Linked DNA regions of Homo sapiens: region 1 is linked to region 2. The links are chromatin loops, found by intact Hi-C in ENCODE. Cell type or tissue: sigmoid colon. All regions are shown on one strand. Links, peaks and the distances in the headings refer to the core of each region. The heading gives the core; the rest is flanking DNA.

Region 1 (12,329 bases), core at 2,607-10,606, 50 kb after region 2:
TTTTAGTAGAGACGGGGCTTTGCCATGTTGGCCAGGCTGGTGTCGAACTCCTGACCTCAGGTGATCTGCCAGCCTCAGCCTCCCAAAGTTCTGGGAATATAGGCGTGAGCCACTGTGCTCAGCCTAAATTTTTTTTTTTTAATGTAAATACCAAGAGATTAAGCTTTAAAACAGAGGGGAAGTATTGCTAAGTAGATGAGATACATAATTAGCTTTGGGTCAAAAATTTTAAAACTTTATTCACTGAACTTTTGCCTGTTTTTGTTTAATGACATATTTATGGGAATGGTTATTGATTTTAGACTTTCTTCGTTTTTTTTTTTGTCTGTCTGTTTGTTTTTTAAGACGTAGTTTCGCTCTTATTGCTCAGGCTGGAGTGCAATGGCGGGATCCCGGCTCACTGCAACCCCTGCCTCCCAGGTTCAAGGAATTCTCCTGCCTCAGCCTCCTGAGTAGCTGGGATTACAGGCATGCACTGCCACGCCCCGCTAATTTTGTATTTTTAATAGAGACAGGGTTTCTTCATGTTAGTCAGGCTGGTCTCAAACTCCCGACCTCAGGTGATCTGCCTGCCTCAGCCTCCCAAAGTGCTGGGATTACAGGTGTGAGCCACTGCCCTGGCCTAATTTTAGACTTTTTATTGTCTGTATTAATCTCTTCAGTGCAGCAAGTTAACCAATTTTGTTACAACTGAAAGATTTCTTCCTCACATGGTAGTGTTTTCCAGTTTTGGAGTGGAAAACCATTGTTAGTTCTATTTTAGTTTTAAGGATGGGCCTAATTTTAGAAAGCTACAAGTTTGGTGTCTGCTTGAAAATTATTTTCTTTTTATAAGGTGCTATTTAGGGAGGCTGGGTAATTTCTTTCTCCAAGCAGTTAAAATGAAAAGTCTACTAGCTTTGTCTTTCTTTTAAGAACTTTTTATTTTGAAATAGTTGGAAATTTATAGAGATGTTGCAAAAATAATACAAATAGCTCGTATATACTGTTTATTCAGTTTTCACCCATTGTTAATATTTGGCCACATTTGCTTTGCCACTCCGTGTAGTTTGTTTGTTTGTTTTCTGAGCTATTTAGATCAAGGTGCCCCAAATTCTTAAGCATGTATTTCCTTTTTTTTTTTTTTTTTTTGACGGGTCTTGCTCTGTCTCCCAGGCTGGAGTGCAGTGGTGTGATCACAGCTCACTGCAACGTTGACCTCCCTGGGTAGGAGTATAGGTGTGTGTCATGACACCCAACTAATTTTTGTTTGTTTTTTGTGGAGATGAGGTATTTCATTATGTTATCCAGGCTGGTCTTGAACTCCTGGGCTCAAGCAATCCCAACTGCCTCAGCCTCCCAAAGTGCTGAGATTATAGATGTGAGCCACCTCACCCAGCCAGTTTCAGGAATTTTAATACTGCTATTAATTACTTTCTTTTTTGAGACGGAGTTTCGCTCTTCTTGCCCAGGCTGGAATGCAATGGCACGATCTCTGCTCACTGCAGCTTCTGCCTCCCGCGTTCAGGCAGTTCTCCTGCCTCAGCCTCTCAAGTAGCTGGGATTACAGGCATGTGCCACCACGCCCAGCTAATTTTTTGTATTTTTAGTAGAGACGGGGTTTCACCATGTTGGCCAGGCTGGTCTTGAACTCCTAACCTCAGGTGATCCTCCCGCCTTGGCCTCCCAAAGTGCTGGTATTACAGACGTGAGCCATCGTGCCCAGCCTTATTAATTACTATTAACTAATATATAGTTCATACTCAAAAATAGCTATATCATTTTAGCATTTTTTTCTCCTTTATCCAGGATTTCAAGATCACACATTGTATTTGTCATGTGTCTTTAGTTTCCTTTAATCATGACTTTTTTTTTTTTTTTGCCTGTGTCTTTTTTGACATTTTTGTAGAGTACAAGTGAGCTTTTCTGCAGAATGTCCCTCAGTTTGGATTTGTCTGATATATACTAAGGATTAGAGTTAGGTTATGCATTTTTGGTAAGAATATCACATAAGTGAAATGCTGTACTTCATAATTCTTTAGATCAGGAGGCATATACCCATTTTTCTCAACATTTGATTACTTGGTTAAGGTCTTCCAAGTTTCCTTACTATATAGATATAGTGTTTTTCTTTATTAATAATATGTGGGGAGATTGAGACTGTAAATATCCTATTTTTATATCAGACTTTGAATAGTTTTAGCCTCCATTGATGAATCTTGCCTCAATCAATTATGATGTTGTTACAAAATGGATTTTCCCCCCCTCATCTCTATTATTCATTCTGTATTTATTAGTTGGTATTGTACTGTAAGGAAGGATTTTCTCTCTCTCTCTTTTTTATTTTGGAGATGAGTTTCACTCTTGTTGCCCAGGCTGCAGTGCAATGGCGTGATCTTGGCTCACCATAAGCTCTGCCTCACAGCTTCAAGCGATTCTCTTCCCTCAGCCTTCCAAGTAGCTGGGATTACAGGCATGCGCCACCACGCCCGGCTAATTTTGTATTTTTAGTAGAGACGGAGTTTCTCCATGTTGGTCAGACTGGTCTCGAACTCATGACCTCAGGTGATCCGCCTGCCTCGGCCTCCCAAAGTGCTAGGATTACAGGTGTGAGCCACTGCGCCTGGCCCATGAATTTTCTCTATTATCTTCTGGATTTATGGTCTCATTCAAAAAATTATAATCCATTACTGTCACTATTCATTTTGCTTAAATTGTCAGGGTTAGGGACAGTGGGAGCCTCGACCTACCTGGCCTCAGGTGATCCCAAGCCGAGCCTCTTGAGTAGCTGGAACTACAGGCATGTACCACTGTGCCCAGCTAAGTTTTGTATTTTTTTGTAGAGACAGAGTTTTGCTATGTTGCCTAGCCTACCTTGGAACTCCTGAGGTTCAAGCAGTCTGCCTGCCTCAACTTCCTGGAGTTCTGGGATTACAGGGATGAACCACCACACCGTGCAATTAATGGTTTTTGAATATACATCCTAAGTGTTTCTGCTGGAGAACGCAAAGCTTAAAATAGCATTCTTCATAAAAAGTTGATGTAGTAATAACGAGCTGTTTCTTAGAACTCATTTTGAAAATGCAGTAACCAAGGCCTGAAGTAATGACCTATGTGAAGTCCATTAAAATGTCTTCTTTCCTGGACAGTATTTGTATGGTCATCCGTGATGTTTTCTTCTTGACTATTCATTATTTCATAAGACTTTTAAATCTTTTTGTCTGATTACACACACACAACACGATTGCAAAAATGTATTTAGTCTAAATAAGAAAAGGAGAGTAGAGAGAAAAGTTGTAGTTTTCTTATTGAGAATTACAGTGTTCATGGGGAATGGGTGGGAGGAGTGATACCCCCCGTCCCCCAGCCAAGCTAATTGGTGAGGGAAGCTCCAAGAAATTTCATTTATATAGATGGAAGATGTTACAAAAAGTGACTGGCATGTTACTTCTCAACTGGATAGTTTCTGAGTTAGTAGTTTTGTTGGAATAGTCCATTCCATCAGAACATTTAAGAGATCTTGGTAGTTTGTGTGTGGTAAGACAGACAAGGACAGTTCCTTCTCTGTGAATTAGAGATCTACCATACAGCTTTGTCACATTTGAGGTTAACACTTAGGATTCTAGTATTGCTGGTGAGCTAGAAAAATGCCTTTTCATTCCACCATTCTGAAAGTCTTGCTTCTAGAAAAGACTTTTTTAAATTGATGATCTTAGTTTGGGCTGCTATAACAAATTACCATAGACTGGATAGCTTAAACAACAGAAATTGTTTCTGTTGTTCTGAAGAACAGTGTTCTGGAGGCTGGTAAGTTCGATATCAAGGTACTGGCAGATTTGTTTCTGATGAGGGCCCACTTCCTGGTTTGCAGATGGCCGTCTTGCTGTGTCCTTACATGGAGAAGAGAGAGAGCACGTGCACAAGAAAGCATGTGTACAAGCTCTCATCTCTTCCTTTCTTTTTAAAAATTATTTTTCTTAGAGAGATGAGTTCTCACTATGTTGCCCAGGCTGGTGTTGAACTCCTGGACTCAAGTGATCATCCCACCTTGGCCTCCCAAAGTGCTGGGATTACAGGTGTGTACCACCATGCAGGGCCATCTCTTTTCTTTTTTTGAGACAGGGCCTGTCACCCACGCTGGTGCGCAATGATGCAATCACAGCTCAGCTTGAACCTCATAGGTGCAAGCTATCCTACTGCTTCAGCCTCCTGAGTAGCTGGGGCTATAGGCATATGCCATCATGCTGGACTGATTTTTAAAAATTTTTTTGTAGAGACGAGGTCACACCATGTTGCTCAGGATGATCTTGAACTCCTTGGGCTCAAGCGACCCTCCTGCCTCGGCCTTCCAAAGTGGAGTTAACAGGTGTGAGCCACCACACTTGGCTTCTTGTCTCTTCTTATAAAGGCACTAATCCCATTGATGAGAGCTCTACCTCCTTGTGTCATCACATTGAGGGTTAGGATTTCAACACTTAACATTTTGGGGGACACAAACATTGAAATGATGACTGATGTATTTATATTTTCTCTTTTTTTCCCAGACAGGGTCTCGCTCTGTCACCCAGGCTGGGGGTGTGGTGGCATAATCTCAGCTCACAGCAACCTCCGCCTCTTGGGTTCAAGCAGTTCTGCCTTAGCCTCCCCAGTAGCTGGGATTACAGACGCTCACCACTGCGTTTGGCTAATTTTTATATTTTTAGTAGAGGCAGGGTTTCACCATGTTGGCCAGGCTGGTCTCAGACTCCTCACCTCAAGTGGTCTGCCTGCCTCGTCCTCCCAAAGTGCTGGGATTATAAGTGTAAGCTACCACACCCAGCCATATTTGTATTTTCTAGTTTCTGAATTCTTTGATACGGTAAATAATAATACCAACATGGTGAATAACAACACATTCTATTTTGTGTCCCCTCTTTTAGAATACTTTTTTCCCCGATGGTCATTATAGACTTATTTTTTACAGTGTTTTTTATTTCAGTAGTTTTTGGAGAACAGGTGGTGTTTGGTTACATGGGTAAGTTCTTTAGTGGTGGTTTCTCAGATGGGTGCACCCATCATCCAAGCAGTGTACACTGTACCCAGTGTGTAGTCTTTTATCCCTCACCCCCTCCCACTCTTCTCCCTGAGTCCCCAAAGTCCATTATATCATTCTTATGCCTTTGCGTCCTCATAGCGTAGCTCTCACTCGTAAGTGAGAACATACGATGTTTGACTTTTCTTTCCTGAATTACTTCACTTAAAATAATGGTCTCCAACTCCAGGAAGATGCTTTATTCTTTATTAATATTTTAAAGAGCATATGTCTACTTTTGCTGTTTTCTCTACAATTGACATGCACTTAGAGAATTCTCATGGTTGTTTGACCTAACAGTGATAACTGAGCTACTCTTAAAAATAGGAGAACCCGACTGGATGTGTTAGCTCATGCCCATAATCCCAGCACTTTGAGAGGCTGAGGTGGGCAGATCACTTGAGGTCAGGAGTTCAAGACCAGCCTGGCCAACATGGTGAAACCCCATCCCCTCTAAAAAATACAAAAATTAGCCAGGCGGGGTGGCTCACGCCTGTAATCCCAGCATTTTGGGAGACTGAGGCGGGCAAATCATGAGGTCAGGAGTTCGAGACCAGCCTGGCCGATATGGTGAAACCCCAGCTCTACTAAAAATACAAAAATTAGCTGGGTGTGGTAGTGTGTGCTGTAGTCCCAGCTACTTGGGAGGCTGGAGCAGAAGAATTGCTTGAACCCGGGAGACGGAGGTTGCAGTGAGCCGAGACTGAGCCACTGCACTCCAGCCTGGGCGACAGAGGGAGACTCTGTCAAAAAAGATTTTTTAAATAAAAAAATTAGCTAGGTGTGGTGGTGTGTGTCTATGGTCTTGGCAACTTGGGAGGCTGAGGCAGGAGATTCACTTGAGCCTGGGAGGCAGAGGTTGCAGTGAGCCGAGATCGCACCACTGCACTCCAGCCTGGGCGACAGAGCAAGACTCCACCTTAAAAAAAAAAAGGAGAATCAGTTCTTCAATTTGAAGTATAACTTGATGGAAGGAAAAAATAAATCAATAAAATAGAAGAACCAGGAGGGAGCGGCGCAAGGGTTATAAAACTAACTGTTGGGGCTGGGTGCGGTGGCTCATGCCTGTAATCCCAGCACTTTGGGTGGTGAGGCGGGTGGATCACGGGGTCAGGAGATCGAGACCAGCCTGGCTAACATGGTGAAAACCCCATCTCTACTAAAAATCCAAAAAATTAGCCTGGCGTGATGGCGGGTGCCTGTAGTCCCAGCTACTCGGGAGGCTGAGGCAGGAGAATGGTGTGAACCCAGGAGGCAGAGCTTGCAGTGAGCCGAGATGGCGCCACTGCACTTCAGCCTGGGCGACAGAGCAAGACCAAAACTAACTATTGGGTACTGTGCTCACTCCCTGGGTGACAGGATCAGTTATACCCCAGACCTCAGCATCATGCAAATATACTCATGTAACAAACCTGCATGTGTACCCCCGAATCTAAAATAAAAGTTTAAATTATTAAAAAAGGAGAGCTTTTTTTTTTGTTTTTTTTGAGAGAGTCTTGCTCTTGTGCAATCTTGGCTCACTGCAACTTCCGCCTCCCAGGTTCAAGCAATTCTCGTGCCTCAGCTTCCCAAGTAGCTGGGATTACAGGCATGCGCCACCATGCCCACCTAATTTTGTATTTATAGTAGAGATGGGGTTTCACCATGTTGGCCAGGCTAGTCTCAAGCTCCTGACCTCATGATCCGCCCGCCTCAGCCTCCCAAAGTGTTGGGATTACAGGCACGAGCCACCATGCCCGGCTGGAGAGCCTTTTAATAACATTTGTTACACATTTAACATAAAAATCATTAATCATCAATAGTTTTAGCCTAAAAAGTAGAAGGGAAAGCATGTGGATTTTAATGCTTTTCATTTGACTATTCTGTGGTTTCTACTGCCATCCTAAAGAATGACACTGTCCCTTTCTACGCTACCTAGAGAGGGAGGGGTCCATGTGGCCTTCTCATTGTAACTTACAGGGAAGTTTTCATGGTGTCTGGAACCTTTATGTCCTACAAAGAGCACATGGAGGAGGAGGATGTCCTCAAGTTCCTTGCAGCAGGAACCCACTTAGGGGGCACCACCCTTCACTTTCAGATGGAATATGTATCTATAAAAGAAAAAGTGATGGCATCTGCATCATCAATTTGAAGAGGACCTGGGAGAAGCTTCTACTGGCAGCTCCTTCTGTTGTTGCCATTGAAAACTGTATTGATGTCAGTGATATATCCTCTAGGAATGCTGGCTGGCAGCCTGTGCTGAAGTTTGCTACCACCACTGGAGCCACTCCTGTTGCTGGTTGCTTGACTCTTGGAACCTTCACTAACCAAGTCCAGGCAGCTTTCCAGGAGCTGTGCCTTCTGATGGTTATTGATCCCAAGGCTGACCACCAACCTTTCACAGAGACATCTTAGTTAACCTGCCGACCATTACTCTGTGTAACAGATTCTCTGCACTGTGTGGACATTGGCATCCCATGCAGCAACAAGGGAGCTCTCTCAGGGGGTCCAATGTGGTAGATGTTGGCCCTGGGAAGTTCTGCAAACGCATGGCACCACCTCCTGTGAACACCCATGGTAGATTATGTCTGGTCTCTACTTCTGCAGAGATTCTGAAGAGATTGAAAAAGAAGAGCAGTCTGGGCACGGTGGCTCAGGCCTGGAATCCCAGTACTTTGGGAGGCCGAGGCGGGCGGATCACCTAAACTCAGGAGTTGGAGACCAGCCTGGCCAACATAGGGAAACCCTGTCTCTACTAAAAATACAAAAATTATCCGGGTGTGGTGATGCTCGCCTGTAATCCCAGCTACTTGGGAGGCTGAGGCAAGAGAATTGTTTGCACCTGGAAGGCAGAGGTTACAGTGAGCTGAGATTGCGCCACTGCACTCCAGCCTGGGTGACAGAGCCAAGAGTCTGTCTCAAAAAAAAAAAAAAAAAAAAAAATTCCGGAAGTCCTAAAAAATAATCTGGAATGCTCAAGGATGGAATGAAAGTAAATATCAGTAAGGAAGGAGGCTGCCATTTGTCTGTTCCTTGATTCCTGAGAAGAAAACCACTGGTACTTACTATTATTAAGAGTATAGCCAAACTGTCCACTAGTACTTACTATTATTAAGAGTATAGCCAAACTCTGCTTTCAAAAAAACAGAAGTTTATGGTAGGTCATATGAGGAGTTCCCCCACTTAATTATGGGGAGGGAGAGATTGTTACCATTCAGATCAGAGCATAATCAGCCCTTAACACTGTCACTCTGCTTTGACAACAGCAGCAACCTTTTAATACACACAATACCTTTTATATCCTAATCAACAGGAACAAAGATTGCTTCCCCACCCCATTGCTGTTCGAGGGTTAACTTATTAACCTTATTGTTACGTTAGCACTTTATTATACACTGATCCGAAACTTATATCTAAAATATTTGTACCAAAATCTTAATTTCAGTATTAAGTCAACAAGCTAGATGAAAAATTTTATAAGTTGGGGTTTAAGATGTTTATTAAAAAGACAATATGTGTTAGAGGAAATGGGGTTGAAAACAAAGCACATTCAGTTGGAATACATGTTTTTACAATGAGAGTGGAATCGTGGGTAAAGTTCTTTGAACAATTATGTGCATCTGTTTACTAAATAACATGGGTCTAAGGGAAGAAACCATTCCTTTTATATCCATTTATAAGCTCTACGTCAAAGGCATGAGTGATATTTGGTGAGTGCTCAAGAGATCAGTAGCTCATAAGGCAGAGTCCTAAGAGATGCCACTTTGCCTTTTTGGCTCACATTCATCTTTCCAGCCTTGGATCACTTCTGTTTTCCTAGAATAACATCAGGTATTTGTTACAGGAGGCATTGAATTTCTTTCCATCCTCACTAATACCCCCATAGTACACTGTGCAGATCCAACTATACTTTGGGTAGAGCACTCCCATTTTCCGGTGGCAACAGATAGGCTGTTTATACTGGAGAGTGGAACAGTTTTTTGCTTTCTTTATCCCATTTTTAAAAAGGAGCAAAAGCTGTTTCCAGGTTAGCATAATGACAAGGTAATAATGGTTGAATTTTTTCTTGACAATTTACATTGTCTTTCTTCCTGATGACTCAAGCTTTTCTCAAAATTTAATCTTCTTGTTTTGTTTCTTTCATTTAATGGTTTTGATTGTTCTCTCCTGATTTTCTTATTTTTTATAATACTATTTAATAATTATAGATTTTGCTAGTTTTTTAAACTTTATTTATTTATTTTGAGATGGAGTCTCGCTCTGTTGCTTAGGCTGGAGTGGAGTGGCACAGTCTCTGCTCACTTCAACCTCTGCCTCCTAGGTTCAAGTGTACCTCCTGCCTCAGCCTCCCAAGTAGCTAGGATTACAGGTGTGTGCCACCATGTCTAATTTTTGCATTTTTTAAAATTCTTTCTTTTTTTATTATTGTACTTTAAGTTCTAGGGTACATGTGTACAACGTGCAGGTTTGTTACATAGGTATACGTGTGCCATGTTGGTTTGCTGCACCCATCAACTGGTCATTTACATTAGGTGTTTCTCCTAATGCTATCCCTCCCCCAGCCCCTCACCTGCCAACGGGCCCGGTGTGTGATGTTCCCCACCCTGTGTCTGTGTGTTCTCATTGTTCAACTCCCACCTGTGAGTGAGAACATGCAGTGTTTGGTTTTCTGTCCTTGTGAAATTTTTGTGTTTTTAGTAGAGACGGGTTTTGCCATGTTGGCCAACTGGTCTTGAACTCCTGACCTCAAGTGATTTGCCCACCTCAGCTTCCTAAAGTACTGGGATTACAGGCGTGAGCCACTGTGGCTGGCCTTGCTGGTTTGTTTTTTTAACTGATTTTTTTCCTTTAAGTTTTACTTTCTTCTCCTGGCTCTTATTGAGGTCCTAGGTGTCCCTTTTTTACTTTCATATTTTCAACTTATATATTCCTATTTCTTTAGCTGTTCTCAGGCTGATTCCCGTAAATTTTTTTTTTGAGATGGTGTTTCACTCTTGTTGCCCAGGCTGGAATGCAATGGCAGGATCTTGGCTCACCGCAACCTCCGCCTCCCTGGTTCAAGCAGTTCTTCTACCTCAGCTTCCCAAGTAGCTGGGATTTTATGCATGAGCCACCATGCCTGGCTAATTTTGTATTTTTAGTAAAGATGGGGTTTCTCCATGTTGGTCAGGCTGGTCTTGAACTCCTGACCTCAGGTAATCCACCCTCCTCAGCCTCCCAAAGTGCTAGGATTACAGGCGTGAGCCACTGCACCCAGCCTTTTTTTTTTTTTTTTTTAAACACAGAAGTTCACTCTGTCGCCGAGGCTGGAGTGCAGTGGCTGGATCTCAGCTCAGTGCAACCTCTGCCTCGTAGGTACAAGTGATTCTCCTGCCTCCGCCTCTCAAGTAGCTGGGATTACAGGCGCCTGCCACCATGCCTGGCTAATTGTTCTATTTTTAGTACAGACAGGGTTTCACCATGTTGGCCAGACTGGTTTTGAACTCCTGACCTCAGGTGATCCACCCACCTCGGCTTCCTAAAGTGCTGGGATTACAGGCGTGAGCCACTGAGCCTGACCCCATAAATTAATATTTAAACATAAATACACAGTTTTCACTCCACCAGTATGACTGTATACATATATGTATAGTTCCAGTCTACATTTCAAGTACAGTAATTCTACTTTAAAATCCTTATGTCATTACCAACGTCTTTCCTATCTAGATCCAAATCCAACATCTTCTGCCCCAAACCAGCTTCCCTTCTTAACATTCCCATTCTCTATATCCTTATCTCAAAATTTTTCATCCTCAAACTGGCGCCGAGGTTTTTTTCAATTTTTAGAATGCTCTTTAGATTTGCTTATCTAGGCAAGTCACTGCTAACGCCTAAGAAATGATATCAAGGGCCGGGAGCTCATGCCTGTAATCCCAGCACTTTGGGAGGCTGAGGTGTGCAGATCACCTGAGGTCAGGAGTTTGAGACCAGCCTGGCCAACATGGTGAAACCCCATCTCTAAAAAATACAAACAAGTAGCCGGGCGCGGTGGTGCATGCCTGTGGTCCCAGCTACTTAGGAGGCTGAGGCAGGAGAATTGCTTGAACCCAGGAGGCAGAGGTTGCAGTGAGCCAAGATAGTGCCACTGCACTCCAGCCTGGGCGACAGAGTTGAGACTCTGTCTCAAAAAAAAAAAAAAAAAAGAAAAAGATATCAAGATGCTCGTAACAAATGATTGTGAGGAGAATGGTGTTAGCCACAGGCAAACCTCACATCTGCTGATGACCACATACCTACCCATGGGTGCTCCTGGAGAATAATTTCTACTTTTTTCACCTTCAAAAAACTTTTTTTTTCCCTTTTAGGGTCAGGGTCTTTGTCCTCCAGGTTGATCATAGGTCACTGCAGTCTTAAACTCCTGGGCTCAAATTATCCTCCTACCTCAGCCTTCTGAGTAACTAGGGCTACAGACACACACAACCACACCTGGCTAATTTTTTAAGTTTTTTTGTAGAGACGTGGATCTCATGTTGCCTAGGCTAGTTTCGAATTCCTAATCTCAAGCAATCCTTTTCCCTCTGCTTCCCAAAGTGCTGGGATTACAGAGTAAGCCACCAGGCCTGGCCAAAATTTTGTATAATTGTCATCTTGGTGGTGGATTCTCAAGATGGAATGAGGAGTATATGGAAAATGCTTCTGGTCCCTACTATACGTACAGGGGAAGAATTGAAAGATGGGATGGCATGGACTATCAGCAGGCAATATCCAGCACAGACTCTCAGTTCTCCTAATCAGAACAGATATAAATTCTTTAGTTCAGAACATACGGCTTTGCATATTTGACACTTTACCTGACCAACCATATCTTTTACTGTACATCAATACCATCAATACAAATCGCAGAGAGACACGCATATTGTTAACATTTTTGCCCCGTGATTTATGCTCTGCCTTACATTTGAATTGTCCTTTCTCTCTTTTTTTTAAACACACACACCCCCGGCTCATGGTTTATGCCTTAATTTTGCCATTAGTTCTACCTCCCTGATTTTTCTTCCATCAGAACTATTACCATGTTTAAAAGTTAATACCATAAAAATTAATATACTGTCTGTCTCCCACTAGAAAGCTTCTTGAGAGCAAGGACCTTATTTTATTTATTAATCTATTTTGACCATATAGAAAAGAATCTGACACATAGTACTTAATATTTACTGGATGAATATCAATTATTAGTAAGGAATTGATCATATGGTGTATCTATAAAATGTAATTCCATTCAGCCCACCTAAAGTAATGAAATAAAGCTATATATACTCTG
Region 2 (11,543 bases), core at 2,344-10,343:
GAGCTCTTGACCTTGTGATCCGCCCACCTCGGTCTTCCAAAGTGCTGGGATTACAGGCATGAGCCACCGCGCCCGGACTAATTTTTGTGTTTTTAGTAGAGACAGGGTTTCACCATGTTGGCTAGGCTGCTCTCGAACTCCTGACCTCAGCTGATCCACTGATCCACCCACCTTGCCCTCCCATAGTGCTGGGATTACATTACAGGTGTGAGCCACCGAGCCCTCTCCCCCTTCCCTCCCCTCCCCTCCTCTCCTCTCCTCTCATTTCCTTTCCTTTCCTTTTTGGAGACGGAGTCTCACTCTGTCACCCAGGGTGGAGTGCAGTAGCCCGATCTCTGCAACCTTCGCCTTCCAGGCTCAAGCAATTCTCCCACTTCCGCCTCCCCACCACAGACGCGTGACACCATGACCAGCTATTTTCTTTTTTCTTTTCTTTTTTTTTTTTTTATTCAGGGTTTTCTTTCGTTTTTGAGACGGAGTCTCGCTCTGTTGCCCAGGCTGGAGTGCAGTGGCGCGATCTCGGCTCACTGCAAGCTCCGCCTCCCGGATTCATGCCATTCTCCTGCCTCAGCCTCGCAAGTAGCTGGGACTACAGGCGCCCGCCACCACGCCCGGCTAATTTTTTTTTGTATTTTTAGTAGAGTCGGGGTTTCACCGTGTTATCCAGGACGGTGTCGATCTCCTGACCTCGTAATCCGCCCGCCTAGGCCTCCCAAATTGCTGGGATTACAGGTGTGAGCCACCACACCCGGCCTCCACTGACTTTTAAAAAGTTAATGCTATATAGACAGCTGCATATATATAGCTGCAGTGTTCAATCCTATGCAGATTTGGAGAGGGCGCCACACAGGAATTATGGAGAAATCAGCGATTATGAACTTTAGTGCATCAGAATCATCAATGTATAACAAAATGAAGAATCTTCAGCTCTTTCTCTAAGGATTTCAATCTGGTGTGTCTGTGGTGGGGTAAGAATACGTACTTGGCGACCACCTTCAAGTGATTCTGATTCAGATGATCTCATTAAATGCAGGCTTTCTTACTTCATACCAGTATTTCTCAAATTTGAGTATGTACCTGAATCCCCCGAGGGCATGATTGCCAGATAAACACAGGATGATCCGTTTACTGTGAATTTCAGATAAACAATATAATTTTTTTAGTATGTGTCTCAAATACTGTAATATTTGGGCAAATAATCTAAGTAAAATTCAAATGTGCTTCCTCTCTAAGCATCATGAGTACTTTCAAATTAGGAGTTTAAATCTCCCTTGTGGCAGATATTTGTGATGATGATTTTGTCTTTTTAGGACATTTCAAAACATACAACCTCATCAAAGGATTTTCCTCTTCATTACTGTTTCTCCTGTTAACTTTTTCTTAGTATCTCCATCCTCCTTCTGTGGTCACTTCTGAAACAAAAAGCTCCAGAGAAATGTTACAACTTATTTTTCATACTTTTTCCTCTTTTCTTTGTTTCTCCTTTTATTTTCACACTTCTTGCTCCATTTCCTCTCTCTGCCTCTGCTCTCTCGTCTTTCCTTTGTAAGTCCCCAAGTTGCCCTGGACAAAATGAAATTTCTACCAGGGCTCCCCTCCTTCCTTTCTTCCTTTCTGTTTTCTTCTCTTTTTCCTTCCTTTCTGCTTTCTCCCTAAGCCATCCATGTCAAAATTAAAATCTGTAGGAACAAATTAGGGAGTCAGGGTACTGGGGACCAGCCTACATTATTGTGTTCCAGAAGGAGAATCTGTTCTGACAGTCCTTTTGCTAGAGCAAGTTCCAAGTCAGGAAGAAAAAAAAAAAAAAAAAAAAAGCAGGTGACCTGGGAGAGCTTCAAGAAACAATTGCTTTGCCTGGGGATCTGTTGGGAGAGTGATGGATGGCACTGCAGTTAGGACTTGGAGAACTGCAGGAAAAGGAGGGGAGTCATTGCCAGGCAGCATGAGGGGAGGAGGTGTCTAGAAGAAACAGCCATTCAGGAAGAGCTTATGAAAGGGGTGGAGAATGCACTGCCTGTGTATGCTGCAAGACCTTTCTGCAGACATTGTGTCTTTGTGAGCTGACTGCAGAGGCCATGTGCATGTGAAATGTATGAGAATGTATGTGTTGCTTATTTCAGATCATGTATGAACCTGTATGAATTGCTGACTGCAAGAAACGGGAGTGGATTGTTGAAAAGATCTTGCAGCCAGAGTGCTTGTTTGTGGTTGTGTGGTATGTGTGGCTTTTTGCCAAATGCACTGTTCTGATTCCAGCTCTGAAAGTTTAGTGGAAGTCTGGCAGATTAAGCCAAGACACAACAAAGTCAGAATTTAGAAGAAAATATGGGGGCAACATGAGAGGGAAACAGAAGCTGTTACAATAAGAGACAAGAAAAGCGAGATTTAGGGAAAGGGGAATGAGAAAACAGAAGATAAATAATAGAAATTATTTTCTTAGAAAGGAAAATTTTGAAGAAGAGCAGAAAGAAAAACAACACATTCTTTCAGATATAGGCACTGCATACTTTTAGTTCTCCTGGTACTCCAGTGACATAGTTCTTAGTCTCCCCCATTTCTTTCTGGATGGTTTATCTTGAAATAATGTATATTACAGGTATATTTTGGTTATACCAGAGGATTTTTAAACCTTAACAATTATTCAGAAATGAGCATTACTGTTTTTATATAATTAAAAAAACTTGTTGTTGTTAAAGGAGGGCTGTTGAGCATAATGAAAGTTTTGATCCAGGGATTAATTGAACAGGATTAGAGAATTTTGTGTGTGTGATTAAAATAATGTGTGAAGTGCATGACGTATTTCTTTCTTTCTTTTTTTTTTTTCTGAGGTGGAGTCTCGCTCTGTTGCCCAGGCTGAAGTGCAGTGGCACGATCTCGGCTCACTGCAGCCTTGGCCTCCTGGGTTCAAGAGATTCTCCTGTCTCAGCCTCCCAAGTAGCTGGGATTACAGGTGCCCGACACCACACCCGACTAATTTTTTCTATTTTTAGTAGAGACAGGGTTTCGCCATGTTGGCCAGGCTAGTCTCGAACTCCTGACCTCAGCTGATCTGCCTGCCTCAGCCTCCAAAAGTGCTGGGATTACAGGCGTGAGCCGCTGCACCCGGCCATGCATGACATATTTCAAAACAGGGATAATAAAATACACCTTATCTCCACATTCTAAAGATCTATGGTTATTACTTTATTAGCAAAATTTAACAGGGGCTACTTATACCTGGAATAAGATATTTAACTTAGTCATGAGATTTTCTTCTAGATTTGGTAAACACAAGGACAGCATAACTTTTAGACTGAATGTGGGCTGAAAAGAGACGTCCTCGTTGGGAGCAGCCTAGTTTTGCTTTGTTGCCAAAACATTGTAACTATATATTTTGACTTCAAACTGCAACCATTACAATCTCTCTTTCTCAGCATTTTGCTCAATTAATATTTTAAACCAAAATAATTAATAGAAATTATATTTCTAACACTACTTTGCTCTATTCATTAATCTGTCTTGTTTCATTCAGCCATATTTTCCTCCTGTACTTCCTACTCTTTTTTCCATCTGCCTCTCTTTGTTATTTCTTCCTCTCTGTCACGTTTCCCTGGATTTGATTAAAGTCTCCTTCACTTTTTCCTCACCTTTCTCTCTTTTATTGAAATCACTCCTTTTCAGGTTTGTCTTTCTCCCCAGTCCTTTCTCCGGTGTCTTTGTCTCCAGCAGAGAGGGTATGGTGGTGATGCGGAGGTGGGGAATGAGGCCTGGGAGAACGCAGGCTGGGTATAGGTAGGAGAAAATGGGGCTTCAGCTGTTTCTGCAATCAGCCTACAAAAGGCTGACTTAAAACCTGCCTCTGTAAATCCCCCCTCTTCTGCGCCCTCAAAGGGTCTCTCTACTTCCCCACCTTAAATTCCACCTCCCCCATCCCCATTTCTCTAGTGACATCACTCCTTACCAGCTGTGACTGTCAGGGACTCTGACCTACTTTTGCCCACTCTATTAGGCAATAAGCCATGTTTTCTCCACTAAACTCAGGATTTTCTGCTAAACCCTCTTTGTCCCAGCATGTCAGTGGGTCCCTTTTTAAACCTCAAAACATTTTACAGTTTCCTACAATACAGTCATTTTTTCATGCCTGAAGTTCGAGAAAAAGCATAATTGATAAAAAGATTCTATGACTGTAGAAAATCCATTTATGACTTAAATGGAGTTATACTTTATCAAAATAGAATCCATACATATTTGAAGAATCATGTATGTGTTAGTAACAATTTTTTGTTGAATCTTTAGAGGTGATGCTCAGTTAATGGATTCTTGGGTCCTTTGTGGCAAATTATAATGTATGTACCATTATTTTTCACGTTAGTAAATGCTACTGAAGCATGAACCCAAACAGCAGGCATTGATATCTAAGTAAAACTTTACTAAGAAGTGGGGGGAAACTGCAGACAATCCTTTTTATAGTCTTCGGAGGGATTACAAACAGTGTTTGACAAAGCAGTTAAGAGCATGTACTTTGCTACTCGGATTCAAATCTTGGCTCTGCTATTTTGCTAGCTGAGTGACTTCGGACAAGTTACTTAACCTCACTGTGTCTCCGTTTGCTCATCTGTAAAAAGAAGATACTCCAGGCCAGGTGCAGTGGCTCACGCCTGTAATCCCAACACTTTGGAAGGCCAATGCAGGTGGATCATGAGGTCAGGATATCGAGACCATCCCAGCCAACATGGTGAAACCCCCTCTCTCCTAAAAATACAAAAATTAGCTGGGTGTGGTGGTGCATGCCTGTAATCCTAGCTAGTTGGGAGGCTGAGGCAGGAGAATCACTTGAACCCGGGAGGCAGAGGTTGCAGTGAGCCAAGATTGTGCCATTCCACTCCAGCCTGGCGACAGAGCGAGAGTCCGTCTCAAAAAACAAAACAAAACAAAAAAAGAAGATAATCCAAACCCAGTAGGGTTAGAACACTCCATGTTCTAAGATACGATAGGTTTATTATGAGACTGGGGACAGTGATGTAACTATGTGTTTCAAGTATTTCTGTGGTGTGATCCTCATGCCTAAGTCTACCTTTACCATTTATTTATTAAGCAAGTATCTAAGTTGTCTGTCCCAGTTACCCAGAAAAGTTCTGCGAAACAATACGAAAGATGGGAACCTGTATGAGTGCAGTAGCATGATCATGGTTCACTGCAGCCTAGAACTCCTGGGCTCAAGCAATCCTCCTGCCTCAATCTTCCAAGCAGCTGGGACTATAGGCATGTGCCACCACACTTGGCCAAATTTTTTTTTTTTAAAGTTTTTGGTTTTTGTAGGGGTTGGGTGCAGTGGCTCACGACTGTAATCCCAGCACTTTGGGAGGCCAAGGCAGGCAGATCAACTGAGGTCAGGAGTTCAAGACCAGCCTGGGCAACATGGTGAGACCCCCATCTCTACTAAAAATACAAAAATTTGCCAGGTGCAGTGGTGCATGCCTGTAATCCCAGCTACTCCGGAGGATGAGGCACCAGAATTGTTTGAACCCAGGAGGCAAAGGTTGGAGTAGAGATCGAGCCACTGCACTCCCGCCTGGGTGACAGAGTGAGACTGTCTCAAAAAGACAAACAAACAAACAAAAAAGAAAAGAATTAGGAAATAGGACAGGTTAAGAATTTAGATTGAATAGAAATAAACTGATGTTTCTTTGAACATAGGATAACCACATGAACTTAGACTACTGAACAGGGCTCCCCAGTCTAAGTCTTTCATTGTACAAAAAACAGCAAGGCAGATCAGGATAATTATGGTGGTGCCAGGCCATTAGGATGCTTCCAGACTTCATTCATTCATTTAATCTGTAAATGTTCACTAATCATTCAAGGTGTTGCTGGTGACACAGATGTGTGACAGATGCACACAGCCCTTATGTGGTTTGCATATTATCATTTCTCTGGTTGGATTCTATGGATGCATTATCTACAAATTCAGTCATGTTTCCCTGCACCAAGAGAGGGTTTTTTTTTTCCTTTAATACTTGATGCTTCCTCTATTCTTTAAATGAGAACACATCTAATGTGCCTTTCCATATTTTCTTATTTCATTTTTTTCTTCTTTCATTCTTCCCAGGTTGTTATACTTCTAAGATCCTCCCAAAGACAGGGAAATCAGGACTAGGAAATTGCTGCCAACGATTTAATTTCATTGCCTCATTTTCTCTTCAGTCAGAGAGGACTAACAATATTTGCTCAACCTTAGAATGTTGCTTGAGGCTACAATGAGTTTATAAATGTTGAGGGCTTTAAATAAAGAGCATTTTACAAATGGTTATTTTGGTCTCTAAGACACTGTGCTCAAACTTTCATGTGTCTAAAGATCATTTAGTATGCTTATTCCAAATGCAGATAAATTGCTGATTTTAGATGCTTTGAGTTGCTCAAGAAATGCAGGTACACAGGCTCATTCAGGTCAGAGGCAGAGGTCAAGGAATCTGCATTTTAAACAAGCATTCCAGGTAATTTCTATGTGGTAGAGGAAAAAAAAATCTTAACCAGATACAATTAAAGAAGTAGGGGGAAAACCTGTATCATGTTTCTTGCCAAGACTGTGTTTTCTTTCCACCCATTCTTTCTCTTCTGTGATTCAGCCAATGTATGGTCTTTCCTCCCTTTGTGTCTGGCATCTGCATTTTCTTAGCATAGAGAGAAAGCTCAGTTTAATGTGCTGAGATGGAGCAGGGAAAAGGAGGAGGGATGTGGGTGGAGAAAGGCTAGATCAGTGTTTAGCTATTCTACTGCAAAGACTGTTGTCAGGCTGGTTCTAGCCGGCTGGCTCCAGGAGAGGAAACAGTGGGGAGAGCTAGATTTACTGCAGCTGCCGCTACCGTTCCTTATTTGCTAGTCAAGGTTCTAACATTAGACACCAACCACCTTTTCTCCAGCCACGTGAATTTTGCAGTTATAACGTTAGATAATCCACAAAGAACACTATTTTAGGTACTGATGATAACTATCTCAAAGATTAAATTCTTGTTTACAATTCTCTTTACTACTTCGAGGCCTCTAGTTTTGATCAAATCCCCGCTAGTTTCCTTGTCTTCAAACCCAGGGGGAAATGATTTGCAACAGATGATGTGTATAGGGCACTTAAAGGTTTTCGCTTGACCTGCAACAGACAAACAATTTATTGTTATTTCATTTGTAAATTATGTTTTTCTGGCTGATGTAGATATACTGTGTACTCAAGTAGAATCAGAGACGTGGGGTTGACTGGACCTGGGTAACTCTGTTAGGGAAGATTTTGTTTTCATTAAACCCTCAATTTTATAGGCCTTCCCCCAGTACCTTCATATTATCCCATCAAAAACTTTAAAATGCTTTGTACTGCAATTTGTTTTCTTTTTCTTTCTTTCTTTCTTTTTTTTTTTTTGAGAGGGAGTCTCATTCTGTCACCTAGACCGGAGTGCAGTGGCACTATCTCAGCTCACTGCAACACCCGCCTCCCAGGTTCAAGTGATTCTCCTGCCTCAGCCTCCTGAGTAGGTGGGATTACAGGTGCCCACCACCACGCCCAGCTAATTTTTATATTTTTAATAGAGATGGGGTTTCACCATGTTGGACCAGGCTGGTCTTGAACTCCCGACCTTAGGTGATCCGCCCACCTCAGCCTCCCAAAATGCTGGGATTACACATGGGAGACACCACACCGGGCCTGTACTGCAAATTTAGTTGTCATATTCTAATCAGCTAATCTGACTAGCTGAAATGGCTAGATAACATGTGTATTTCAGCACAACCAAATGGATAGTTAATTCTAACATCTCTGTTGTGTAAACTTGGGTCTTTACCCTGGCTGTGTATTAAAATCCCCTGGAGGGCTCTGAAAAAATATTGGTGCCTGGACGCCAATGCTGATTTAATCAGTTTTTGGGAGCTCTCCTGTTGATTCTATTTATTTTTTAAAAATAGAGACAGGGGCCAGGTGAGATGGCTCATGCCTGTAATCCCAGCACTTTGGGAGGCTCAGGTGGGCGGATCACTTGAGGTCAGGAGTTCGAGGCCAGCCTGGCCAACATGGTGAAACCCCAAGTTTCTACTAAAAATACAAAAATTAGCTGGGCGCCTGTAATTCCAGCTAATCAGGAGGCTGAGGCAGGAGAATCACTTGAACCTGGGAGGTGGAGGTTGCAGTGAGCCAAGATCTCACCACTGCACTCCAGCCAGGGCAACAGAGCCAGACTCCGTCTCAAAAAACAAAACAAAAAACAATAAAAATAGAGACAGGCTCTCCCTGTGTTGCCCAGGCTGGTCTTGGACTCGTGTATTCAAGCGATCCTGTTGTCTCAGCCTCCCAAACTGCTGGGATTACAGGTGTGAGCCATCACACTCAACATCCTGTTGAATTTTTTTTCTTTTTTTTTTTTTTTTTGAGATGGAGTACCCATCTGTTGCTCAGGATGGAGTGCACTGGCCCAATGTTGGCTTGCTGCAACCTCCACCCCCAGGTTCAAAAATTCTCCTGCTTCAGCCTCCCCAGTAGCTGGGATTACAGGCAACTGCCACCACGCCCGGCTAATTTTTGTATTTTTAGTAGAGGCAGAGTTTCACCATGTGGGCCAGGCTGGTCTCGAACTCCTGACCTCAGGTGATCCACCTGCCTTGGCCTCCCAAAGTGCTGGGATTACAGGCATGAGCCACCCTGCCCGGTCCCTCCTGTTGATTCTCATGTGTCTAGGAATAAGAGCAAAAATCTGGAAGTGTTTTGGTGCAGGCAAAGGATGAACCCTAACTTCATCTCAAAGACATTACTTACCTATAGAGTTGGTCTTACACTCATAGGGATATGCAATAAATATAACTATTTGTATGATTATCACACATATCTAAACATTGTATAATTTCTCTTTGATTACTATTTGACTGTTTTGGTATCAGTTAGTCTTGAATAATAATAGCTAACATTCACTGAGACTTACTATGTTATGCATTACATTTGAGTTACCTCATTCATCCTTCTATCTTAATAAAGTGGTGCTAATATGATCTTCATTTTGCTGATGAGAAAACTGAGGTTTATGGAAGTTAAGCAACAATCTCATGCTGCTAGTAAATACAGCTAGGATTTCAAATCAGATTGATCTGACTCCAGACATGCTAGGTTACTTATAGTATGTCTTCCCAGGGGATTCAATTGCCGCACCGCCCCGCCCCCCCGCCCCGCCCCGCCCGGCCCCGACACCTCCGAACTTCCTGAAAAATATTAATTCACTGGTTAAAAATGTGTGGTGCATGATTATGTCAAGAAAAACTACTTAAAATATTTTTGAGCAGGTGTTGCTACCCAAAGGAGATGTGAGTCCACAGCCGCCTAAACATATCAACCATGAATTCTCAAAGATTATGACTGAATGTATGTACAGCCTTTCTGAACCTTGGGTTTCCAATATGGAAATGGTGTAAATAATTTTTGCCCCCTTATTACTTCATATAAAAAGTATGATGTATGAATTTGATCATTACTCACATAAACATTATCTTAACAATATCATGATAATGGTAATGTGTTTAAGCCTTATCATTGGCTTTTTTTAAATACCCTCCTGAGCTTTGTTTTACTCCCTATTAGCTTAAGTCAAAAGCAACGTTGTTACATACATGAGAATATCTTAGAATGTGTATGGCACATAGAAGCAATAAATTGAATAGCAACTTTTTTTTTTTTTTTTTTTGAGACAGAGTTTTGCTCTTGTTGCCCAGGCTGGAGTGCAATGGCACCATCTCGGCCTGAAACCTCCACCTCCCAGGTTCAAGCGATTCTCCTGCCTCAGCCTCCTGAGTAGCTGGGATTACAGGCGTGCGCTATCACGCCTGGCTAATTTTGTATTTTTAGTAGAGACAAGGTTTCTCTATGCTGGTCAGGCTGGTCCAAAACTCCCGACCTCAGGTGATTCGCCTGCCTCAGCCTCCCAAAGTGCTGGGATTACAGGCGTGAGCCACCGCGCCCTGCCCTGAATAACAACTTTTAAGGGCAAGTGGCAAGTGAGTTAATAGTCATACTTCCTATCCTCAGTTTCACCAGTACAACCCACTTTTTCTGGGGATGCAGTTACCACGAATTGGATTCCTTAAGAGTGGGACTGAAGGAATAGGTTAATTAAATATTATTATTGATCCTCTGTACATTTTTTTCCCTGTGTCAATTTCACTGTGTTTATTTTGTCAGATTTTCAGTGTTAGTATCTCTGTGCTCAAGCTTCCCTTGATCACAAAATGCTTCTCTTGGTCTTGGAGTTGAATATACTTTATGTCCCAGGGGGCTGAATATCAGAGTGGAAGTAAATAGCAACAATTTAGTTCTGTAGACCTTATCCCCTTTGTTCTCAAGATAGTGTATCTATCTTATAGGGCGTTTGTTCCTCTAAATTTTGTAAACCAACTAGACGCCTATCCTAGGTTACTCTCACTGACCTAACATTATAATAGCACTAAACACTTTGAACAGCACTTGATCTGTGTCAGCTGTTAAATATTATATACTTATTAACTCATTTACTCCTTATGACAACTCCATGAAGTAGGTGACTATTTTTATCCTCACTTTTACAGCTCAGCAGATAAAGATACAGAGAGGTTAAGTTACTGCAGAGGTTCACATAGGGAGTGGAACCATAAATCCAATCCGGGCAGTCTGGATCCAGAAGTTACCACCCTGGGTTATGCTACATCTTTTAAAGGACTCTCGAGACGCTGAAGGAAATTAGTCAAAAAATTTTTTAAAAGCAGAAAATGAAATTATATTGTCAATTGACTGGGAGAGGAGCAGTGAAAAGTTGTTGGCTGAGGTCACTGAGACAGGGCTGAGACCAGCAAGAAGGCAAACTGGTGAGCACATTACCGTACCTCACACCTGGTGTCTCTGGTGACTGAAGTTATTTGGAAGTGAATCTTCCATGTAAACCTGGGAGGTCGTCTGTAGCCCTTTTTTTTTCTCCTTAAGAAAATGTAATAGCGTAGTTGAACATTCATATTCTTAGCCTCCTTTGGGCTATACTTTTATTTTTTATACATAGTTTTAGAATTTACAAAATGCTCTTAAAATATCTCATTTCATTCTCACAACGACTCCGGACTGTACTCTTTTATCTTTTCACAACAAAGGCTCAGAGGAAGCGTAGCAACTAACTTGTCCAAGGTTTACGCCGGTTTCTAGGGGGCAGAGCTGGCGCTATCCACCCCGCCTGTATCTCCAAACCCGCTTCAGCCAGGAAATTTATCATGTGGTTTTAAATTTGCCTCTCAATATACAGAGGTACTGTCTTTACTCCAGTCCCGGATAAAGACCTTCTAGGTATGAATGATCTTTGTCTCCATATCTTTGCCTACCGGAGGGAGGAACCACCGTAAGCGGAGACTCCGGGCGGCGGCCGGCGGAAGGGCTGGGCGGGAGGCGTCGGGATGCCGGCAGGACCCTGCGCCCGAGGGGGTAGGGGGCTCGTGTCGGGGTTCCAGGCGCAGATTGATGGGGCCTAAGCAGGGAATGTGAGGGCGGGGAGGGCGTACAACGGAAGGGACTAATCTCGCGGTTT

Evidence for each region. A loop is a pair of places that touch in the nucleus more often than their neighbours do. Peaks named below come from ENCODE experiments on the same cell type or tissue, not always from the same donor. Only the 100,000 strongest peaks of a DNase experiment are listed, where the experiment ranks them.
Region 1: it touches region 2 in a loop (2.0-fold over the local background); 7 of 110 quality-filtered maps call a loop at or near these places.

Annotation. Positions count from the first base shown.
Region 1 is chr12:8,735,406-8,747,734 of GRCh38, forward strand. All of the region lies in intron 2 of RIMKLB (ribosomal modification protein rimK like family member B), which reads left to right. It also overlaps the pseudogene RPSAP51. Among named protein-coding and RNA genes, the nearest start is that of RIMKLB, 44 kb to the left of the region's middle. In sigmoid colon, for the core only: no CTCF peak of the experiment used is centred there; no DNase peak of the experiment used is centred there.
Region 2 is chr12:8,686,028-8,697,570 of GRCh38, forward strand. It overlaps a transcript of RIMKLB not described here. Among named protein-coding and RNA genes, the nearest start is that of RIMKLB, 6.2 kb to the right of the region's middle. In sigmoid colon, for the core only: no CTCF peak of the experiment used is centred there; a DNase peak (open chromatin) is centred at 6,814; H3K27ac peaks cover 283 bases.